Linked DNA regions of Homo sapiens: region 1 is linked to region 2. The links are chromatin contacts, found by Hi-C in ENCODE. All regions are on one chromosome and are shown on one strand. Each heading gives the region's core, a stretch centred on a gene start or an enhancer-like site at or near the end of the contact. The rest is flanking DNA. Distances are from core to core; before and after follow the strand shown.

Region 1 (3,830 bases), core at 1,312-3,811, 260 kb after region 2:
TGAAACCCGTGGCTAAGAAGCATCTTCCAAATGCGGCAGCATCAAGCACTCCACCCTCTTCCCACGGATGGCATCTGGTTGTGCACAGTGCCTGCCTGTGGCCCCGTCACTTGCCGTGAGAAACGAGCTGGTCAGAGGAGGTAAGCATTTGATGTGGCGTGTTGTGTTGTCACTTCTAGCGGTGCTTTTGCAGGAAGTGGAGGAGGATTATGCTGTGCTTTGGGGTGGGGAGGGAGCAAGCCAGGCCTGGGGTAGCGAAGGGTAAAAGGTAAGAATGGGCTGAGGCAGCAGTTCTCGGTTTTGCCATTGCCTCACTGACCTGGGGAAAGACGTTTCACCACCTGAGTCAGTCTCCTTAATCATAAAACACAGATTGTAATGGTATCGACCTCATGGCGTAGTGTGGATTCAAAGTCACCAGTAGCTTTTAGCTTAGTGCCTAGAACCAGCTAAGAAAACTTATAAATTACCCCCAAGAAATAAAACGCTGTTTCCATGAGGAACCCCAGTCCCTCAACTTCCTTCTAAGCCTTTTGACTATGGAAGAGAGTTGGGGACCTGGCCATGGGCATCTCAGCTTTAACTAGCCACACTCACTGCCCTGATTTACTGCTCCCTAGGGACAGGTGGCTCACAAAATCTCAAACGGAGACCAGCCCTGAAAGAGGCTAGTCCTAAGGTTGGGGGCTTGCAAGATGGAGGCTGTAAGTCCTGAGGCACCACCACTGTTAGCATGGCATGAACCAAAGCTTAACAGCCCAGCCCCACTCCCTCCTGGGGCCCAGGGAACCCTCCCTGCCCACTGTAAATACAGTTGCCTGCAGGCTCTGGCCACAAACCCAGGTGAGCCCCAGCTCCTTGCCTCTCTGTGGGATCTTGGGTGAGTCACATAACCCCTCAAGGGTAAGCCATAAAGAAGTAACCACGAAATTCTAACTGGTGTCATCTAATGCTATGTTGCCCAACATGGAAAAAAAGTCTTGCAGGCAGCCAAGAACCATAATGAAGGTTATTAAACCTGCAGTGTGCCCTTTTGGTCTGTATAGATTAACATACAAATAGACCAGGAGATCAAGAAGGAGCGAGGCTGAGAAGAGTGATCCATCAGCCTGGTTGCGTTGCTGTCAGTTACCCTGCTCTGGGTGCCGACTGTTCAGGGAAAACATGGGAAGGGGTGCATTGACCCAACCAAAAGTACCATGTCTGCTCCAAAGCAGGCCTTTGGGAAGGCTCTTGACCCTCAGCAGAGGGGGCTGGAGAGGCTGATGGATGAGGAGGAGCCCTGGGAATGGAGGAAGAAGCCTCCAGTCTTCTGCCACGGAGTTTAGGGGAGATGCCCCCACTGGAGCCTCTGATGGTCATGCAGCCCCCACTGATGTCCAGGTTTTTTTGGTTTTGTTTTTTGTTTTGAGACGGTCTCACTTTGTAGTCCAGGCTGGAGTGCAGTGGTGAGACCAAGGCTCACTGCAGCCTCGACCTCTCTGCCCCAAGTGATCTCCTGCCTCAGCCTCCCTTGTAGCTGGGACTGCAGGCAGACGCCAAGGGGCCCCGCTAATTTTTGTATTTTTTTGTAGAGACGGGGTCTCGCTGTGTTGCCCAGGCTCTCCTGGACTCAAGCGGGCTCACGGATCCTCCCACCTCGGCCACCCAAAGTGCTGGGGTTACAGGCGTGAGCCACCGCCCCCGGCCCTAGGTCCGTTTTAAATGCCCTTACCCTCAGCCACTTCACCGCTAGATGTATGTGCAAGCAGGATCGTGGCATCGATGTTTTTCGGCAAGGAAACTAGGAGCGCCCGCGGGCGTGGGGGCACGTGCCTGTGGTCTCAGCTGCTCTGGAGGCCGAGGAGGGAGGATCGCTTCGGGCAGAGAGGTCGAGGCTGCAGCAAGCCGTGGTCCTGCCACTGTACTCCAGCCTGGGCGACAGAGCGAGACCCCGTGTCTTAAAAAAAAAATTAAGGTCGGACGCAGTGGCTCACGCCTGTAATCCCAGCACTTTGGGAGGCCGAGGTGGGCGGATCACTTCAGGTCAGGAGTTCGAGACCAGCCTGGCCAACATGGTGAAACCCTGTCTCTACTACAAATACAAAAATTAACCGGGCGTGGTGGCGTGCGCCTTCAATCTCAGCTACTCGGGAGGCTGAGGCAGGAGAATCGCTTGAACCCGGGAAGCGGAGGTTGCGGTGAGCCGAGATCGCGCCATTGCACTCCAGCCTGGGCAACAAGAGCGAAACTCCGTCTCAAAAAAAAAGAAAAGAAAAGAAAAGAAAAAAACTAGGAGCAAACTGGCGCGCCCGGCAGAACGCCGTTGTGCAGACGCAGAATTAAGATCTTCACGCCAGATGGAGTGAAAAAGCAAGGAGCAGAAGATGGGTGGGAGCCCACTGCGCTTTTTAAAATCTGCACGTCTGCTTAGAGTACACAGAAATCCTGGCACACAAAACAGTAGCACCCGAGAGAGGGGAGGTCGCCGCGTTTCACACCTGCCTCTCCTCCGGGACCGGCGCCCTCGCCCGCTGCGCACGCGCGTCACCCTCTCCCAGTGCGCACGCGCGCTGCTGCCCGTCTGGCCCCGCAGGCTCGGTGAATCGAACGTTGAGCAGGGCGGTGGGTGGTGCGGAGTGCCGAGCGGCCTCACCCCCAACCGTCGGCCCAGTCGGACGGTTCCGAGGCGTTGCCGGGAGCCGGGCGCGGCTCTGTGTGGACTCGGAGAAACGCGGGTACATTTGGGGACACCGGGGACGAGAGCCCAGCCCGGACTTGGGGGAGTCCGTCAGTGCCGGACGCGGGTCCCTGGCTTGCGGACGGGCTGGGGCCGGGGGCGTCCCCGTCTTTCCGGAGCTGGGGGCGGGGTTCGGGCCCGGGCAGATGCGGCGTTCGGGCGGCCGAGCCCCGAAGTAAGAACTCCGTGGCGCGTGCAGCCCTAGGGAGGAAGGGCGTGCTGCGGGTGCAGTCTCAGGGTGAGGACGGAGCTGGGGCCGACGCAGCCTCGGGAGTTGGTGGACGGGACAGGTGCGGCCTGTGGGGAAGAAGGGCCGGCCAGGGAGATGCGGTCTGCAAGGGGAGAGGAGGCACTCCCAGGACAGATGGGACCTTTTGGGACGAAGGCGCTCAAGGCAGATGCAGCTCAGGGAGGGAAGGGCGCGTCCAGGGTAGATGGGGCCTGAGGAGACCAGCGGGGCGCCAACGGCCAGATGCGGCTTTGGTGTGAGACAGGGTGTCCCAGGCCTGATGCAGCCTCAAGAGAAGCGGAGCTCAAGGGAAGATGAAGCCTGGAGGAGAACGTGGGGGCGCAGGGTGCAAATGCACCCTCCAGGCGAGAAAGGGAGCACCCGGGGATGATGTGCCGCTGGGATAGAAGGCAGGGAGGCACTGGGGGCAGATGCATCCTTGAGGAGAGATGAGGAGGCCCCGAGGCTCGGCCAGGTTGGGGTCCCTGGGCTGTAAGCAGCTGAGATGGCACCCAGGAGCTGCCCAGGGTCAGGTAGCTGTGGCCGCACTGTGGGCTTCTGGTCGTCGGGGAGGGAGGGGAGAAACCCTGGCGTTCCTTAGCAGTGTTCTCGCGCCCAAGACGTGCTCGGCAGGTTTTGTGGAATGAGTTGTTGAAAGGAGTGAATGTCCAGTCCTGAGATCCCCTGAATTCCCACCCGAGTTCACTGCTAGTGCCCCTCACCCCACATGTCTACCTGAACCAAGGCTCCAGGAACTTCGGTCTTTCTCAGCAGCCCGGCTGTGCTGTGGTTCTCCTCGTGTGTCCGGGAGCCGGGTGGCTGGGGATCCCTTCTGTAGCCTCTCGTGAGCCCTCATGGACCACGGCTCCTCCCTTCTTTTCT
Region 2 (3,987 bases), core at 474-2,973:
CACCCGCAGGCTCTGGCCTGACATCTGGGTTAAATGATCCCAAGTTGGTTCCCACTTTGACCTCATCTGGTCTGTGGGGTGGGGACATCTCCTGCCTGGCCTTCAGGCCCCTTATCAAACACAGGACCCTGCTGCTGGGGAATGGTGCGGCTCTAGTGCGGCGCTCAGGCTTTCGCTGGAGATTTTTCATCAGGGCTAGGCTAGGCCCTTGAATCTGTGTTTTTCCTAAAGTGGGTGATTCTTGTACAGATGGTCCATGAACCCCATGGGCCTTCTGCTTTAATCTAAGGACAGTAGCCATAAATACCCACCCAGGGGGCATCTGAAAAACAGAACCCAGCTCCCATGAACATGTTTATTTTGCAGTTAATCCAGGCTAAGGGATTTTATCTGAAATTGTTGATAAGAAACACAAGTGTAAATTTAAGCCGCTCTGGCACCTGCTCAAAAAAGAAAAACTCTAAAAGCACAAGTGGGCCAAGTCACCTCCTTGCCACTCAAAACACTTTGAACCCTCCTCTGTGAGTCCCTGTAACAGAGGAGGAAAGACCTTCCTTGCCCTCATCCTGCCTTGCAGCAGCTCACCCCACTTGGCTTCTGGACTGCCACTTAGTTGTTTATTCTATTTTTTTTTTTTTTTAAGACGGAGTCTTGCTCTGTCACCAGGCTGGAGTGCAGTGGCACAATCTCGGCTCGCTGCAACCTCCGCCTCCCAGGTTCAAGGGATTCTCCTGCCTCAGCCTCCCGAGTAGCTGGGACTACAGGCGTGCACCACCACGCCTGGCTAATTTTTGTATTTTTAGTAGAGACGGGGTTTTACCGTGTTAGCCAGGATGGTCCTGAACTCCTGGACTCAAGCCATCCGCCCTCCTTGGCTCCCAAAGTGCCGGGATTACAGGCATGAGCCAGTGCACCTGGCCCCATTTGTAATTTCTCTTAGAAGACCTGTCCAGTACTTCTCGGCATTTGATTTTCAGCCAACAAAACTGGCCCAGTTTCATGCCAGAGATGGGGCTTCTTGCCTGAACTTCCTCTGAGGAAGTCCGTGGAGCACCCTGGCTGGAAGGCAGGGATAGTGGATCTCCCAGCCTGGGCTGCCAGCTGGTCGGATTCCTGCGTGTGCACCCCCATTGCTCTGTCTCAACATCACTCTCTACTTTCCTCCTGGGGAAAGGAGGAGGAGCAATTGGATGGAGGGTGTATCAACCCCCAAACTTCTGCCGTTTTCAAAATGTCTCCTATGGGAAGTTAGTATTCTATAAAAAAAAAAAAGGTGGGGGGGGGCTCTATGGCCATATAAGTTTAGGAAGAGTGGATGGAACAAAATTTAACATCTTTTTATTATAAAAAAGACCTTTTTGAGCCTTTAATATGCAAATATGTTTTGTAAATCAACAAGAGGAAACAGTCCGCCATTTCCCAAATACGTTTGCTCGGAACCTTTCTCCTTGGAGTTGGGGTCCTTGGCACTCAGGCTGGGAACCGCTGCCTCGTTGATGTTGCTATACGGAAGCACAGCTCACTTCCTGCTGGTTGTGTTTCTAACACACATTCCTTTTTAAAAATTGCTTTGTAATAGTAACAACTCACTGGATGGCTACAGCATGCCAGCACTGACTATGCTAAGCCCTTCACTGACATTTTCACATTTCACCCTGTGAGCCACGTACTACAACCCACAGCTTTCAGATGAGAAAATGAGGCTGAGCCAGGAAGCGGTTTGCCCAAGTCTCACAAGAGAATGAGGGGCGGAGCCAGCACTGGGGCCCGGGCAGTGTCTCCCTCCCGCTCCTGCCAGGCCCTGGCTGGCTACCATTGGATCTCCTGATTCTTCTCCAAGATACCTGTTCATTTCCAAAGAAATCTTGCCGGCTGGTGCCAGCAACACTGCTGAACCCCTTACCGACCAGCAGACCACCCTGTGAAAACAAGCCGGCCTTGACATCAGTCACAGCAAATAACCCTGACACCACGCAGTTACCTGTCCCCTCTGCTGCCTCTCACCTGTTTGTATCTGTGATCACGATCTGTCTACAACGGCAGCCCGGCGGGGGCTGGGCAGAGGCCGGGCCTGTCTAGCTTATGTTGGCGTGAACCGCACATGGACAGGGGTTTGCGGGTCCTGACGAGGACTCCAGGGTGGGAGCAGCTGGCTCCATACCCTTCAGCTGTGTCATCTGCCCTTCCTCTGCCGTCTCCTCTGGGGTCTGGCTTTGAGGCTTGCCAGAGTCCCACCAGAGGTCAGGCCACAGGCCCACTGAGGTGGCAGTTGCTGCATTGTTATAAATAGAAGCCCATCCATACCGCAGCCCCGGCCGGCCGGAGATTCTCTGCATTGTTTTCAGACCTAGATTGCCAGCTGCAGAGGCCACAGGCAGGGGTGGGGGGAGCGAGTGGGCTGTGGATGGAAGGCGGGAGCCCCAGCATATGAGACAAGAGCCGAGCCCGGTCCTGGCTAGAGGCGACCTCTCCTTGCTGGCATCCTGGCCCGTGAGGGTACAGAAGCAGCTTTGCTTTGTGGCCCATCGGATGTTGGCTTTCTCGACCTCACCTAGTGCCTTTCCATCTGGAAGCCTAGAAGGGGGCTTGGCTGCCATGCAGCCCTCACAGTGCCTGCAGGCCCTCCTGTCTGGCCCTCCTCCCCCTCCTGCCCCCTTCCGCATCTAACTCTCCCTGCGGTTCTCCAGGCCCCTCTGCACTTTCTCTGCTTCTCAAATGGCCCATTCTCCTCGTCGCCACAGGACCGCTCCATCCTCTGTCCCTTCCTGCTCATCCTGCAGGTCTCCATTTAAGCGCCACCTCCCCACGGCAGAGCCTTCCTGGTGGGCTGACCTGCTCACAGGCACTGGCTCCCTTTGTGTGCTCCTGCCCTGCCGCACTGCTATTTTGAGGCCTCCGTCGCAATTGAAATTTCTCGTGTAGTCGGTGGTTTCATTCATTTATCTAGTCCGTCCCAGCAACGGGCAGCTCTGTGAGGGCAGTGCCAGGACAGAGCAAGAGTCAGGAACTGTTGATAAATGACTCCCAGCACGACTTCCTAGAAAGAAGCCAAGACTTGTTCAAAAGCCAGACCCCCACCTGAGATGACAAGAGATAGCAGGTATTCAGACAGTTCAAGGGCACAGGGCCAGCTAATGGCACCAGAGGCACACAGCAAGGCCAGGGCTCCCCCACCCTGCCCAGGGGTCCTCTGGGTCTCATCCCAGGAACGCACTAGGGCAGGGCAGCCAGGTGAGTGGTGAAGAGTGCAGACTGGGTGCAGGAGGCCCTGGGGAGGAGGCCTTTCTCTGAGACACCAGCTGGAGCAAGCCGTCCCATCTGCCCCCCGTGAAAATGAGGCAGGTGCCGTGTGCCTCACAGGGCAGGGCTTGCACGGGGCTCAGGGCAGCGCCTGGCAGAGTCACTGGGGTGCTCACGGTGGCTTCCCTGCCTTCTCAGGGAGAGACCCAGGCCCCAGCAGACGGACCCCAGTGCCCCACGAAGTCTTCCCTGATCCCACAGCTGACCGGCAGCACTCACTTCAGGAATGGGGCTCGGGGACCCGCAAAGGTCCAGCCTGGGTGACAGAGTGAGACTCTGCCAAAAAAAAAAAAAAAAAATCAAGACAGTAGACATCAGACAAGGAAGGACAGTGATCCCCAAGATTCAAGAAACTAATGAATGAGCCATATGATTGCCCCAGTTACCGCCTGGAGAGTGTGTCCAGATCACAGTGCATGGAAGGAGAGCCCAAGAGGAGCCCGACAGTCTCCCGGAGTTTACAAAGCAGAGGACTGGGGAGGAGAGGGCCTCACACAGAGAGAACTCTGGACCCTTGCGGAGGGTCCTCTCGAGTATTCAACTGAGTACTGCTCAGCTTGGTACATGTGAGGAAATCCCGGGTCTAGAGAAGGAAAACAACATGAGAGGATTAGAGGCAAACTCTTCAGAACTCTAGGGCGAAGAATAGTGCCTCTTCCTGCCGGCCGAAGTGGAAAGCCTCATAAA

What was found. Hi-C counts contacts between places; a loop is a spot of excess contacts on that map. Pooled maps may share reads with other maps.
Region 1: a loop to region 2 is called in a pooled map, with 4 times the contacts of the local background. The contact joins the promoter of POMT1 here to the enhancer-like site in region 2. A Hi-C loop is called at or near these places in 6 of 50 pooled maps.

Annotation. Positions count from the first base shown.
Region 1 is chr9:131,500,357-131,504,186 of GRCh38, forward strand. POMT1 (protein O-mannosyltransferase 1) reads left to right here and starts at 2,562. Exons shown (of 20, transcript NM_001077365.2): 1 at 2,562-2,717. RefSeq lists enhancers at 1-859, 2,348-3,215, 3,216-3,830, 3,453-3,512 and silencers at 2,463-2,662, 2,733-2,882.
Region 2 is chr9:131,236,453-131,240,439 of GRCh38, forward strand. No RefSeq gene overlaps it. Among named protein-coding and RNA genes, the nearest start is that of FAM78A, 38 kb to the right of the region's middle. RefSeq lists enhancers at 1-3,345, 381-881, 882-1,382, 1,438-2,005, 1,802-1,961. Within about 2 kb of position 1,724, at least 28 of the 41 ENCODE cell types and tissues checked have a DNase peak (open chromatin) inside an H3K27ac peak, as active enhancers do.